2 separate regions of the Mus musculus genome follow, and region 2 is linked to region 1. Evidence: chromatin loops called from intact Hi-C (ENCODE). Cell type or tissue: left cerebral cortex. All regions are shown on one strand.

Region 1 (8,000 bases):
CTGGGAGCCTTCATGACCTGACATAGAGTTGGGGAGGGATTCATAATGTTCCACCCTCCCCAGGATTTATAGACCACTAATAGTTGCTGAGAAAGAGGCATTTTCCCCAGTGGTACAGACACCCTAAAGTCTTCCTGACAAACCAAAGTTCCATTCATCATAGTTAACCAAGTAAATTTTTGGGGCTTATCTACAAAGTGTGGGTGAGGGATTACTGGCAGACATGGGTGCCCAAAATCACTGGAAGACCTGCTGCAACACGTACAATAGCTTCTAATAGATAGCTACATAGATAGTGCCTCCTTTCCTTAGTCTTTCCTAGCCTACACACTCTAGAGACTCTACCTCTCAAGACCCAGCTGTCATGTGCAAATGCTGCAGAATTGCATGCAAATGGCTGAGAGGAGAGGCAGGATACTCAGGTGATGGTCCAGTGACCCTTCCTGCCTCCTTTCCCTGAGATAATATTTCAACAGTCCACAGTCCCAACCCATGCTTCCCTGCACTGATGAACCCTAGTAAGTAGGTACGTCTGATCTCATGAAGATGGAGGCTCAAAGGATAGCACCTTACAACCCCTCATCCATGTTTCTTTGAGTAATCCATTACCGTTGCTCCTGGAGGTGACCCTAATCGAACTCGTTGGCTTACCAAACTAGGTAGGTACAATCATTTCTTTGGTTTGTGGTATTGTTCTATATCTGAGGTGAGGAGACATTTGTTCATGTCATCTCAGAAAATGCACAAACAACATTCTGGGAGCTTCTGGGTTCTAGAGAGGTATTTTGTTGGGTTTTGATTTGCCCAAATAAACTCTACTTGATAAAATTGGCCAAGGGTATTTTGCCTACCCTATATACCCTAGCCCTTTACTTCTTCCTCTATCTATAAATAGACTCTGTTTTCACCTTCTCACTCAAAGATTGAAGGAATATTTTTAAACTGAGACATGGGCCAGTGAAAATCATTTCACAGAATGTTAATATATAGGTCCTAAAAAGTGTTTCCTATCTAAATAAATGTACAACATCATGTGTCAATCAAATGGAACAAATTGCTCCATAACGGATGCTCTGATGTGCAGACACATGCTGGGAAGCTCTAAGGGATATCTGATGCAAGCATTTCTTAGGCCTTTGATCACAGAAATGTATGGGGCTGGGGCTTTTTCCTGTGGAACAGATATCCACCTTTTAGGTAAATGCTTATAAAAAGGGGAAGAGGCTGGGGATGGGGGATGGTTCAGTTAGTAAAGTACTTCCCATACAGGCATGAAGACCTGAATTCAATGCCCAGAACTCAAACAAAAAAGCTAGGAATGGTGAAGCACATTTATAATCTTAATTCTGGGTGGATGGGATAGGCAGAACCCCAAGGCTTGCTGACAGGCTGGTCTAGCCAAGCCAGCAAGCTCCAGGTTCTATTGGGGCCCCTTTCCACCAAAAAATAACAGCAGTGGACAATCACTGAGGAATGACTGTGAAGGTTGACCTCTGTGAAGGTTGATGCACACGTGCGCGCACACACATTTATACATATATAAAAGAAAAAGAAGGAAGAAGAAGCAGGCTTTTGTTTGTAGGTCTGCTAGGACCAGCAAACTTCTCTTTTGACAAAGACACTGTACCCTCTGAACAGTAGAAACTTGTTGGGGCTAGCACAGAGACCTCATAAGGTCTGTACAAAGATATCATGAAAATGTAAAAGACATAGAAGGAAAACACTGGTCACTCACTTCCCACAGCTTAAGTAAGTAGAGGTGAGATTCAAATCATATTGAAGCTGTGTAACTATACTAAATCACCTCTCCAACTGACGGCCACCCACTATTTGTATTCTCATTAGTAGCATAGAGGTGTGCTCTGTCTCTAAGCTTTCCCATGGGTGAGCCACCAGTGGGTGTAAGTAAACATAGACATACTGGTTCTACCAGCTCACTGTGCAGCTAGAGGAAGCCTGGAGTGATGGACACAAAACCAGGAACATTCAACCATTCTAAAAGTTGTTTCATCATCTACATTCGCTGTTAGTCATTTTGATACAAAGCCCAGTATGAAAAGCTGTGTACAGTTCATCTCCCTCTAGAGCTTCAGACAAACTCATGAGACTGGTTGATAAAGCCCACAAAGTCACAGTTTTGAAAACCCTTAAGAGCGTTGAGGTTGTAAAGAAACTAAAGATCCATGTAATGGGTAGCTGCCATTGGCAACTTGACACAACTTACAAGCTCCAGGGAAAAGAGAGTCATTGATGGTTTGTCTAGATCAGGTTTGCCCATAGGCATGTCTGTAGGGGATTGTCTTAAGTTAACTGATGTGAAAAGATCCAGCCCAGTGTGGGCAGCACTATTCCCTAGGCAGGTGGTGCTAAATGTATAAGGGCAGAGAAATCTAGCTGAACACAAGCAAGCAAGCAGGCGGGAATGCACACACTTATTTCTCTCTGCTCTTGACTGTGGATGTAAAGTGAATAGCCATTTGAAGTTCCTACCTTGGCTTCACTTCAGTGATAGACTATGGCCTGAAATTGTAAAATTAAATAAACCCCTTTCAACTCTACATTGCTTTTTGGTCAGAGTATTTTATTGCAGCAAAAAAAAAAAAAATTGAAACTAGGACAACCAATGTTCCCAGGTGCCAATTAGCTCCTAGTAGTGGGAGAACCTTTTACTTGCTTGGTAGCACAGAGAAACTTAAGTAAACCCAATTCTTTTAGAGAAGCAAGAAAGATGCAGAGTAGCCAAAACAATATTAAAAATGAAAGGCACATTTAGAAGACTTATTCAACCTGATTTTACAGCTTTATTAAGCTGGCTAACAGCAAGGAGTTGGTAGAGGCTAGAGGAATAGATTAACAAAACAAAGAATCCTTAATATTCTTTGAAATTCCAGAAAACAAAGAACCAGGACAGTAAAACGCTTTTTATCAGAGACATCTAAGAAACTCAGGGAAAAGGAAATGTGATTTCAAACCTTCTAAGGGCAGTGGTTCTCAACCTGTAAGATGTGATCCCTTTAGGCAGTTGAATGGCCCTTTCCCAGGGGTCACCTAAGACCATCTGAAAACATGGATATTCAAAGGAGCAAACAGGTGGGACTTCCTGGTTGGATGGGGAGGAGAGGAAGCAGGAGAGAGAGGGGGCTTTTGGTCAGAGATAGAAAAAAAGATGTAGCTATTAGTGTCTCGGTTTCGATGGTGGATTTGCTAGGATTCGCCACCGGAGGATTTAGTTTAATAAGGCTTACAAGATTAAGATTCTAGTTGTTGCGCCCAGCAGTTGAGTTACCATTGTTTCTAAACTAAATTTGTGTGGTGTTTTCCTTCATGCAGAGGCTTGACTGGGCTCCAGAGAGAAAGGTTCAGCAGCAAAGCATGGTTTTGCCTGATGTGCCCCCACAGAAGGCTATGGGAGTTTTGAAGCATGGGACTGACGGGGTAGCAACCTGCCAGTGGGAACTTGGCGAGCTGGGTGGAGAGATTTTGGAGCTCTGAGTCAGGGAGTATCCATGAGATAAGAACAGGACAGCCATTGCCTGCCAGGGTATGGCCCACCAGCCTGCCGGGGCAGAGAGTAGCTGGGTCTAGTGTGGAATAGTGTCACTTTTCTAATATTTCCTGCAACATTAAAGGGTCGCAGAATTAGGGAGGTTGAGAGCCACTGCTCTAGGGACTAGGGAGCTGACACTTCACAAACATGATGACCTGAGTTCGGATCATGTAAATGTCCTGGCATTATAGACCTGCAGCCCCAGTACTGTGGGGTTCAGAGGCCTCCAGAGCTCACTAGCTAATCAATCAGTCTGACCAAAATGACAAGATCCAGGTTCCTTGAGAGCTTGAACTCAATTAAAAAACAAAAAAGGGGGGGGGGGGTGAAGACTGGAGATGGGCCAAAGGAATGGCTCCTCCATTAAGATCACTTGCTACTCTTGCAGAGGAACTGATTTCAATTCCCACCACCCATGTCAGGTAGCTCAAAGCCACTTGTGACTGTAGCTTCAAGGGATTTGACAGCCTCTTCCCTAGGCAGGTAACATACATAAGAGCAGATACACACACATAAATAAGAATAAAAATAAATCTTTTTTTTTTAATTAAGGAGATAAGGTGGGAGCAGCAACAGAAGACACACAAGGCTAGCCCTGACCTACATAAATGCATATGCGCAGATATGATCTGTGCATATACACCCACATGAACACATGCAGATACCCAAAGCCCCTTCACACAGCCACATACAAACAAATAATATAAAACTGGAACTGAAAAAGACAAATAACCCAAAGAAAAGCTAAGCTTCAACAATATTTCAAAGGGAAGATTTGTGAATGGCCTACAAACATAGGGAAAAAAAAGAAAGAAAGAAAAAGAAAAAGAAGAAGAAAAAGAAAAAGAAAAAGAAGAAGAAAAAGAAAAAGAAAAAGAAAAAGGAAAAGAAAAAGAAAAAGAAAAAGAAAAAGGAAAAGGAAAAGAAAAAGAAAAAGAAAAAGAAAAAGAAAAAGAAAAAGGAAAAGAAAAAGAAAAAGAAAAAGAAAAAGTTTGTCACCATTAGCTATCAATGAAATACAAGTTAAAATATTAGTTAGATATTATTACAAATGGTCCAAAATGGGTGAAATTCAAATCATTAACACTACCAGATCCTAGCATTGATGTAGAAGCAAGAGAGATACTCCCACATGCCTGGTGGATATAAAAATTATTCCTTTTAAAAACTAGGAACATTCTTATAAAGTTAAGTTCCTATCTTATATATAAATATGCAATGGACTCCCCCCAACACACATAGGCTCATTTGTTTGAACATTTGTCCCCAGATGGTGGCACTGTTTCAGAAGGTTCTGGAACCTTTAGTAGATGGCTAAATAAAGTAAGTCATTGTGGGGCTGACCCTTTATATTTTAAAGCCCAGATCTACTTCCTATGCACTGTGGCCTCCTGATCCATCAAGATATGAGACGTGTTAGTCATTCACAATTGTCACTATGGAGTCACCTGCCCCAGAGATCTGGCTTTAGCTGCCCTTAGAGATGACCTGATTCATAAAAACCAGTACCCAAGTCTTCACAGAGACAGTGATTAACTATATGCAAATGAGGAATCCAGAATACATGAATTGATCTTTGTGTTATCGTGTAAGTTGTCAAAAGGGTAGTATCCTTACAAAACCAAGTATTATGTCATAATTAAGATGACAATGGGCAGTTTGTCAGAAACATAAACTGGTATTCTAGGGAATTAAAAATAGCAGTGTTGAAAATTCATGTTTATTGAGGTGCCAAGTTTGCCAATGAAAGAAAGATGAAATTTCAAGACCTATAAGTCATATAAAGTACTCAGGAATTGCTGGTTGTTTGTGAGCCTAGAGGCTGCCTGGGGCTGAGAAAAGAGAAAAACAAACCTGGGTATGCCCCATAGTTAAAACATTCCTGGGAACAGCTTAACCTTAAGATAAAGAGCAATGTGAAGACATAACAGGGCTATCTGAACTGAGTCAACAACTCACAGAACTCTGACATCCTGCATGTACATGTACTTTTTCTGCTGATGTTTGAATAAGCCAATAGTGTGTCGCTATGCTGAATTCCACACCCCTAAGCCCCTTACCCCATTAAAAACCCCTAGCTTTCGAGCCTTGTGGCCAACATCCGTTATCTCCTGTGTGGGATGCATGTCGGTCTGGAGCTCCATCATTAAACGACCTCATGTAATTACATCAAGATGGTCCTTCGTGATTTTTTGGGTGCACACCGAATCGGGAGTTGAGTGGGGGTTTCCCCACTAGGTCTGACACAAACAGATATGACTCTTCAGTTCTAGTGACTTTCCCTCTCACATAACTTGGGGAAGAACATGTCACTATTGATAACATTATCTTTAAAGTATCTGCTGCTGGTTATCTGGCCAGACTGACTATGCAATGAAATAGACAGGGACATTCCACAGAGGAAAATAAAAATATTATTGGAAACAACTTCCCATTTCTACCTAAAAGCAAAGGACGCTATCATTTATTTAAAAATATATGTGCATCATAATGACTTCAATTTGTAATTATAATTTGGAGATAGCATCATTTTTAAGAGATCTTTTTATTCTATATGTATGAATGCTTCCCCACATGTATGTGTATAGTGTGCAGGTCTGGTGTTCTCAGAGGCCAGAAGAAGGTGTCAGATCCCCTGGAATTGAAGGTACAGATGTTGGTGAGCGTTCATGTGGATGGATGTTGGGAGCCTAATCCAGTTCCTCTACAACAGCCACAGGTGCTCCTGTAACTGTTAAACCATCTCTCCAGCCTCCATTTAAAAAAAAAAAAATGTATCGTTAAGCAACTCTATTTAGAGAAACAGCATTCTCTAAATAGAGTTTCAAGGTTGGGATGTAGCTCACTCGGCAGAGTGCTTGCTGAGTATGTACAAAGCCCTGGGTTCCTTCCCAAGAACCATGTAAATCAGATGTGCTGGTATAAGTCTGCAATCTCAGCACTCACGACGGGAGGCAGGATGATCAGACGTTCACAGTCATCCTCAGCTACACAGAAAATTTAGAAATTCATGTAGCCTGGGATACAAGAGACTCTTTATCAAAAGGGCTCTGTTTTCTAGGACGGTTGAAAGTTCTCAGAAACACCACCCCCATCAGCATTCCCCTCCACAGTGGGAAGCTTGTGATAGTAACTGACACATCCAAACCCCCCACAGTCCTCAGGTCACCTTCCACTCCTGGTGGCACACACTTTGTGTCTTAGAACATGGGTCTGAAGCCCTGAATTCACAGTTAAAGCATCTCACTAAGTTGGTTACTTCTCATGTTGCTGAGACAAAAGTCCCAACCAAAGCTACTTAAGGGAGGATGGCTTTGTTTTGGCTCACAGTTTAATGGTCCAGTCCATCATGGTAGGGAGGCATGATGGCTGGGTCCTGGGGCAGCTGCTTACATGGCAACCATGGTCAAGAAGCAGAGAGAGATGAGTGCTGATATTCACCTCACTTTCTCTTTTTTATTCAGGTCAAGACCCCAGACCATGGAATGGTGGCACTCGCAGATTGGATAGATCTTCCCACCTCAGTTAACCCAACCTAGAAACTTCTTGCAGAATACCCAGAGATTTGCCTTCTAGGTGATTCTAGAGTGGTCAGAGGCCAACCACTTTTAATCACTACCTGCTCTCTACCGGTTCACCCCTCTGTGACCTCTGGAAATTGCAGGCCATAGTTTTTACTGATTTATGAGATACTGTGTGCTATAGTTATCCAGCACACAGCCTTCAGGCCTGCTTCTTTCATGTGGCAACAGGAGGGCAAGCACGTCACCTCTTTACAAGGCTCCACAGTGCATGTCTGTAAATCACTAGTCTATAGTCTACTGTCTGGACATGTCAGAGTGAGTACCTTTATTCACCTACGGAAAAATATTCTTGTTGCTTCTAAGTTTGGAATGAATCAAGTTGGAATAAACATCTGCATGCAGGTCTTGTGGGGCATGTTGTCAACTCCTTTGATTAAATGCCAAGGAGATAAATTACGTGGTACGAGTTTTGTAAGGGATCACCAAACGGTCTTCCAAAGTGGTTGCTCTATTATGTGCTGTAGGTAATGAGCGAGAATTCCCCTTGGTCCAAATTTCAGCCAGTGGATATGATACGACTAGTAGTATACAGTGGTGTCTCATGATTGTTCTAATTTACATTTCCCAATGACCCATCATGTGGCTCTCTGGACATGCTTGTTGGCCTGCCAGGTGGGTTTGTTTTTTGTTTTTTGTTTTTTGTTTTTTTTGTAAAGTGTCTGTTAGGATCTTCTACCTTCCTTCCTTTCTTTTTCCTTTCTTCCTTTCTGTCTGTCTTTCCTTCCTTATTTATCCATGAATTCAGTTTTGTGATGCTAGGGCTCAAACCCAGAGCTTCCCACTTGTTAGACAAATGCTCTACCGGTGAGCTGTATTAAGTCTCCTCCGACCTCAGCTGTCCCCAGCCCCCAGGAGCTAGAATGGCTACC
Region 2 (8,000 bases), 120 kb after region 1:
GCCATGGCAGCAGCCTTTCATTCTCAGTATCTCAAGTCAGCATGTGTGTGTGTGCATGTGTGTATGTGTGTCAGCATGTGTGTGCATGTGTGTGTGTGTGTCAGCATGTGTGTGCATGTGTGTGTGTCAGCATGTGTGTACATGTCAACATGTGTGTGTGTGCGTGTGTGTGTATGTGTCAGCATGTGTGTACGTGTGTGTGTCAGCATGTGTGTACATGTGTGTGTGTGTCAGCATGTATGTACATGTCAGTATGTGTGTGTGTATGTGTCAGCATGTGCGTGTGCATGTATATGTATATGTTCGTGTGCATGTATGTGTATATGTAAGTGTGCATGCAGAGACCAAAGGACACCTCTCCTGTCATTCTTCAGGCACTGTCCATCTTGCTTCTATGAGGCAGAGTCTCTTTCACAGGCTATTGTGGCTGCCTGTCTCTGCCTTCCAAGCTCTGACATTATGAGCATGTTCTTCTTTTTACCATGCCTGCTTTTTTGCATGGGTTCTAGGAATCAAATTCAGGTCCTTATGTTTGCAAGACAAGTATTTTATTTGATCTCCTCAGTCATATATATACATATATATGTGTGTGTGTGTGTGTGTGTGTGTGTGTGTGTACATCTTTCATATATTGTTGCTTGGATCTACTTTTACATTTTATTTATTCTTTTACACTTTCACACACACACACACACACACACACACAATGTATGTTAGTGTATTGCCCTTTACCCTCTGTTATCCTCCTCCCTCTCCCACTGAACCCCTTCTTCCCTACAATCTCCTTCTTCTTTACTACCTCGATTTGTGTGTGCCCCAGTACATTTAATTAATGTTGCTTGCATGATCATGAGTGGGAGACTTTTTACCCAAGCACGACTCTCCAGTGGTTACACCACTAAGGAGCATGATGTGTCTTTCCTGAGCCAACATCAACTACCCATAGTCCCTCAGAGAAGAATGGGGCCTCAGAAGACCTTCCTTTGTCCACCATGGAATTCACATAATACTTCAATATCTAGCATATTCTATAATACAACATTTCATGTATATATTACTTACCACAGGCTTGTAGACATTTAGGCTAGCTCCATGGCTGCAGGAGTGGGACAAGGAATACTCAGGCTCAGGAACATTGCTCTTGGTATTCCCCAGGATTCCCCCACTTACCTAAGCAACGTAGAACTGTCAGCTATTCCCCAGATGTGTATAGAGCCTCTGCAGTGTCCTGTCCTTCCAAAGTTTGTTGGTTGTGTTACCCTGAGATGGTAGAAAGGAAAAGAGCCACAGCAGAATATATATGTTGGATTCACCACAATGTTGGAAGGTAAAACACAAGCCAGAAATCTCCTTCTGCAACAGTGAAAAGAAACCTGGAGGGGGGCTGGGACTATGTCTCAGTTGCTAAAAAGCTTGCCTTGTAAGCATGAGGACATGGGTTCAGTCCCCAGAACCCACATTAAAAAAAAAAAAAGCCAATGATAGACTTTGATATTATTATTTTTATGAAGCATCGCCTGTCTCAGTGTTTTGTAAACTTTCTTCTTCATCACCTTCTGATTGGTTTAATAAAGAGCTAAAGGACTATAGCTGATGCAGGAGAGTAAAGGTAGGACATCTGGGCAGAGATAGGAACTGTGGGAAGAACTGAGAGGCAGGAGATTTGGTAGCCAGACATATTTGTATAAAATATTTGACTAATGAATGAAAATGAGGACATGACCATTCCTAGATATGATTAAGGGAGAGGCTTGTATGGTAGCTATGAAGAAGCGAACAGGCAGAGGCATCTGGAAGAGTCCAGAGCAAGTAGAGAAAGTAGTGGATTGAACATGGCCAGCATAGTAGACTGAGCTGTGAGAGGAGAGAGGGAGAGAGGGAGAACGGGAGAAAGGGAGAGAAGAGAGGGAACCAGAAGCCAAGAGGAGAGAGAACAAAGAAGAGAGAGAGAGAGAGATCAAAAGTAACAGGGAGGGAGGAAATGGTTTATTTCAGATATATTTCCAAGTCAAAGGATATTACAAAGAGATGTCAAGGTGGGAACTCAAGCAGAAAGCTAAAACAAAAATGATGGGAAAATACTGCTTGCTGTGTTGCTCTCAGGCTCATATTTAGCTGGCTTAGGACAACCTGCCCAGGGAATGGTCCTGCCCACAGTAGACTGGGCCATAGTGCAGCAATTAACAGTCAAGACAATCCCCTACAAGCATGTCCACAAATCGGCCTGATTTGGTAAATCCCTTAATTGAGACTCACTTCTCAAAATGACTCCAGGCTGTGTCAAGTTGACAGTTAAAATTAATTTAAAAAACAAAAAACAAAATAAACAAATAAAAAGAGAGAGAGATTACCACCTAGGGTGGTATTCCTCTGATGTCTTCCACCTTTGTTTTGTTGTTGTTGTTGTTGTTGTTGTTGTTGTTGTTGTTGTTGTTGTTCTTCTTCTTCTTCTTCTTCTTCTTCTTCTTGTTCTTGTTCTTGTTCTTGTTCTTGTTCTTGTTCTTGTTCTTGTTCTTGTTCTTGTTCTTGTTCTTGTTCTTGTTTTGAGGCAGGGTATTTTATAGGCATAGACTTTGCCATGTAAGCCAAGCTAAGTATCCCTGGACCTTCAAGTGATCTGCCTGCCTCTGCCTCCTCCACCATCATGAAGCTCACCATTGTCACAGCAGTTTTTTACCTGGATGCTGGGGAATCTGAACTCAGGTTGTCACATTTGCAAGGCTGGTACTTTACCAACTGAACTACCTCTTTGGCCCTACTTTTTTTGTTTTCTTGAGAATGTTCTAGAAAGCTCTCTGTTAGGTAATATTTTTTTTCATTTGAAGTTCAATCTTCCCTTTCTGTTTCTAAGACTCTCAGAGAAAATTAAACATTTATTCTTCTATTAAGCTTGGACAAGTACTAAGATTAAAAAAAAAAAAAGCAAAATTAGCATTGCTTTTTCAAGGCAAAAGCAAAGACAGTTCCTTTATTTAATAACCTTCACTCATACAAGAACCAAGCTCATTAGTCAAGTATTGGCCACAGAAAATGAAACTCTTAAGTCTCCATGAAATAATGTCTTTGGTCCTATTTAGCCGAGTGAAGGATTTAGACACAAAGCAAACAGAAACTTGAAATCTGGTCTTCTCTTCTCTCCAGAATATTTGGTCTAAAGTAGGTCAGACCCTGCTGCAACTAATCTTAACACTTCTTTTGATTCTTTCACTGGCTCTACTTAGAGGAGCTTAGAGAGGGGAAAATTCATCCAATTAGTTAAAGAAAAACTGCAAATGAGAGAAAAGGCCTCCTGAATTGTGGTGCGGGGTCTCTGTCTCCAGCGCCAATGAGTTCATCAACTTGAAAATGATTTTCAAAAGAATAGCTGTCTATGAGGTAATCATTAATCCCCCGGATGCTTTAGTGGCTGCCCTGGCTGCCCTCAACCATCCATTCTCTCTCCTGGAGTCTAAGAAGGATGCTGACACAGCTCTGGATGAAGCCAAGACCATGCCTCAAGAGAAGAAGAGAAACCTAGAATGACCCTCAGTCCTTCAAGACAGCCATCGCTTCCCAAAAAAAGGCCCAGCAAGGGGTTTCAAAACTCTAGAGTTCAGAAGAAAGTTGCCAGGAGGGGCCTGGATTTTGAAGGTGTGTAGAGGAAGGGAGTCCACTGAAGGTGTTCATAGTCTACATTGGTGTGTGCACATAGCGTCTAAATCCAAGCCGTTGCTTTTCCTTGGCCTCTCCCATGGATTCCCACCCGAACCACAGAGTGGGACCCTTGTTTCCAAGAGTACTTTCGCCAAAAAAGTGCACAGCTTTTCACCACTTACGTGAAATGCTGCCAGCTAAATATCCTTCTGAATGATGTCTTTGAGACTTCCCAGGCACTTAAGCTCCTTTCTAAACCATCACAGGCCAACAAAGTCTGTGAGGTTTTAAGGGATTTTTGCTGGTCCCGTGGCTTATTCTTTGACCACATCAAAATCCAAGGGATTGCTCCAGAAACTGTGGATACAGTTTCTTTTCTTGTTGCTATGACCAAAGCAACTAAAGAAGGATTTGTGTAGCTCACTGTTTGAGGGTGTGATCCATCGCAAAGAGGGAAGGCGTGGGGACAGGTTCATGAGACAGCTATTCACACTGTATGAGAGGCCCTGAAGCAGGGGAGAAATGCTGGTATGCTGGTGCTCACTTTTCTTTCTTTCTTTCTTTCTTTCTTTCTTTTTTTTTTTTTTTTTTTTTTTTTGACACGGTCTTACTATGAAGCTCTGCTTGTCTTGGTTCTCCCAGTGTAGACCAGGTTGACCTCAAACTCACAGAAATCTGCCTGCCTCTGCCTCCAGAGCACTGAGATTAGAAGCATTTAGCACCATGCCTGGTATTGCTTTTTAATTTATATTTAGCTTGTGTTCCCAATCCACAGAATCATTGCCTGTGATTAGGATGGGCTTTCTCTCTTCAGTTACCCAAATCTAAGAATTCCCTCACAGACACACCCAGAGGCCTCTACGGTGAGTCCAGATGTTGTCAAGTTTCGAAACAATAAAAATCGCCACAGGGACTTTTAATTAAGTCACCTAGAAAATGATGTTATCATGGCTAACCAACCAAGGACAGCACAATTATTATCAACAAATCCTTTCTTCCATATGTCTGTCTAAAAGATAAAGCCTGTCTTTTGAGTCTTCTTCGAGAGTTGTTCTTTATTGCTGTATTTTATGACTCTAATGTTACTGTCCTCTTCCATTGCCAAAAATATGCCATACACCAAAACATCCCCCAAGTTGATATGTAATGAAATTAGTCAGGCTATTTGTGGGTTTGCAGGGATTTGAATAACCTATACTGCCCTCAGGAAAATTGACTTCCAAGCTGGAGTTTAGAACAAGGTCTATCCTACTATCTTCCATTTTCTAGTTATTAGCATGTTGCATTGTGCATTATAAAACATCTCAGTGAACAGGAGCTGATAATGACAGCCATTTAAATAGCATTTAAATGTAGTACATGGAGAATGTAGTACATGGTAGGCATTTAAATATACTACGTGGAGAATGTAGTACATGTTAGGCATATCACAAGGTTGTGGGAATAGTAAGAAGAAAGATCTGGTGCATGGAACTGGTGACAGTCACCTGAATACACCAGTGTGGAGTATCAGAAAAAAGTCCCCCAGGACAAATTATTGAGACAGTCTTAGGAAATAATGGAAATTTGCCAGATAGTCCATGTGACATTTATCTCAAGTAGATCTGGAACTGACTAAGAGGAACAATGTTGGGTGGGTCTGTGATGGGAGAAGACCCTAGTCCTGAATGGGTGGCCCATTCCTAAGGTAGCCTAGGCAGAACATCTGAGGCATAATGCTATCTGCCTGCCTTCACTTCTCCCTGATAAGTGTGTCCATTCCATTGTCCTTGCTGCTGCCATCCCTCACTGGCATTAGACACTGGCTTCCTTGCATTTCTAATTGAGACTGAACACCAGTGACTCTCTAGGATACATCCCCTACCTGGGCCTTCAATACCAGACTGAAACTAGTGGGTCTCCAGCTTCGTGGACTGAGTAGTTGTAGTTACTCGTTTTTCTGCATCCTTAGACATGCCTGGCATGCAGACAGGGATTTTTGGACTACCCAGTCTAGATCATAGAAGTCAATCTAATAAATCCCCTTTCTAATATCTAGTCATTCTATTGTTCGGTTTCTCCCTGCCCAAAAGAGGTGGGAGTAAGGGTACATGGAAGACATTCAAAGCAAGAATCAGATCTAAAGAATCCGGGATATTCAGAGACCCAGAGAATTGGGTGTGTATGCTGAGGAACAGAGGTAAAGTTAGAATGCAGAACATAGGCTTGACTAAGGGCTTGGGTTAAATAAACTCTAACTTCTGTAGTGAGAATGGTTTCTTTAAAAACAGAAATGTTATAGGAATATGTTTTTTTTTTGTTTTAATCCCAGATGTGGGATATGGGGCTGTCCATAGTAGCAGACTGTGATTTGCCTCATGCTCTGGCAGGGGTGATTTTGCCAGCTACAGATAGTTCCTGCATATGTATGACGTTTGAAATTCTGGGGACTCTTGAGGGGGAAAAAACAAAAAGCTAGTGTCCTGAGAGGGCTTTCTCTGCTCCTCCTCCTCCTCCTCTTCCTCCTCCTCCTGCTGCTGCTGCTGGTGGCAGCGGTGGTGGTGGTGGTGGTGGTGGTGGTGGTTGGTGATATCCTGACAACAAAGATCAAACTTGCCCCAGCAGGAAGTAGCCTAACAATATCGATGCCCCCTTTCCCCTCTAGCCTTCTCTCCTACTAGTGTTGGGGGGTTAGAAGGGATAAGGATGGAGAAGGGTGGCAGAAAAAGGAACCCATGAAGTAGCCAAAAGTACTTTCTTCTGGACAAAAGTCCAATCTTTCTTTCTTCTCCTGTTGCTGTGATAAAATACTCTGACAAAAGCAACTTAAAGAAGAAATTGTTTTTTTCTGGCTCATGTCCAAGGTCGAGTTCATCATGGTAGAAAAGTCCAGGCTTGAAGTAGCTGGCTACGTGGCATCCACAACCCAGAAATAGAATGCATGCTAGTGTTCAGATAGCGTTCTCCATTGTATACAGTCCAGGAGCCCAGCCTAGGCAGTAGTCTCACCCACAATTATAGTAAGTCTTACCACATCAATTATAGTAATCAAGATAATCCCTCACAAGCATGCCCGTAGGTCCTTCTCCCAGATGATTCTAGATTCTGTCAAGTTGATAATTAACACAAAACCCCACATATTCTAAAGGCAAATGTCCGTCAAATAATATCCAAACTGCAATTATTCCCTTAATGTCATCTACTCTTGACTATGTGGATGCTACTTGGTCCTACTTCAGCTCCAAAAACCTGGTCCTCAGTGAGGTCTGGTGTCAGTGGAAAATGAGCTACCAGGAGGATGGGAGGACCTTAATGTACGTTCAACCCCAATTCATAAAGAGCTTAGCAGATAACTTTCTGTGCTCAACACTCTACCCTATGGTAACTTAGGGAATAAGCCCCGTGACAGTTATTTTCATTGTCAAGTTGACACTACCTAGAATCAGCTGGGATGGGAGGAATGGGCTAGATCAGGTTGGCCTGTGGACATGTCTGTAGGAGATTCTTTTGTTTACATTGAGATAGGAAGAGTCACCCATTGTGGGTAGCACCATTCCCTAGGAAGGGAATTATGAACCCTGTAAAGGCAGAGAAAGAAGCTGAGCATCAGCATGCATGCATTGTCTCTACTCTTGATTGTGGATGCGATGTGACTAATTCATGCCGCCTTGATTTCCCAGCAGTGATGGACTGAAACCTAGAATTGTGGCCCCAATAAACCCTTTCTCCACTTTTTGCTTTTCAGGCTATTTTTATCTCAGCAGCAGGAAGAGGAAAATAACACAGATTCCATCTCTAGTTCTAGAATTCCCAACCTAAGGGCTAGGTTCCAACAGCAAAATGTATCACGTGGAGTTGCTGCAACTATGACCCTTCATCCTACCTGACCTGCCTCAGGCCACACTATCTTTAGGGTCCAGATGTCTGGAGTAGTATGCAGGGGTTCCCTCCACAAAGCTGGAAGGGCTTGTCTCATCCCATCCTATGCTGTCCTTTCCTGTCTCCCTGTATACCACAGCCTACCTCTGTAAAAGTGGGTGGAGAGGAAAAATAGTCTGAGACTGTGTGTCGCCTTCCCAGTGGGGACAAAAATTCAACAGCTTGAGAAGTCTGATTCTGTAGCTTGTGAGCACCGAGGAGAAGAATTTTAAAAAGCTGATTCTAGGAATGAATTAGTAACGAGTTTCTGTTAAATTTTTAAAGCTGTGCTTGTCATGCCGTTCAGTGGTCATTAGCCTTTTGGAAGAATCTGCAGTGTTTTAGCTTTGTAGTTTACAAGACAGTCAGAGCTTCAGGTGAGACTGTGTGTCAGAGCTCTTAGGGAATGCCCCACCCCTACCTGTGTATAGCAGATGCAGGTGCACATGTGTGCTCCTACAAGGAAAGGC

What was found. Peaks named below come from ENCODE experiments on the same cell type or tissue, not always from the same donor. Only the 100,000 strongest peaks of a DNase experiment are listed, where the experiment ranks them.
Region 2: it touches region 1 in a loop (2.0-fold over the local background); 4 of 42 quality-filtered maps call a loop at or near these places.

The regions. Positions count from the first base shown.
Region 1 is chr1:127,033,047-127,041,046 of GRCm38, forward strand. No RefSeq gene overlaps it. Among named protein-coding and RNA genes, the nearest start is that of Gm41945, 13 kb to the left of the region's middle. In left cerebral cortex, a CTCF peak has its summit at 4,810 (motif pointing right); no DNase peak of the experiment used is centred here.
Region 2 is chr1:127,157,120-127,165,119 of GRCm38, forward strand. No RefSeq gene overlaps it. Among named protein-coding and RNA genes, the nearest start is that of Mgat5, 44 kb to the right of the region's middle. In left cerebral cortex, no CTCF peak of the experiment used is centred here; DNase peaks (open chromatin) are centred at 3,444, 3,817 and 7,682; H3K27ac peaks cover 473 bases.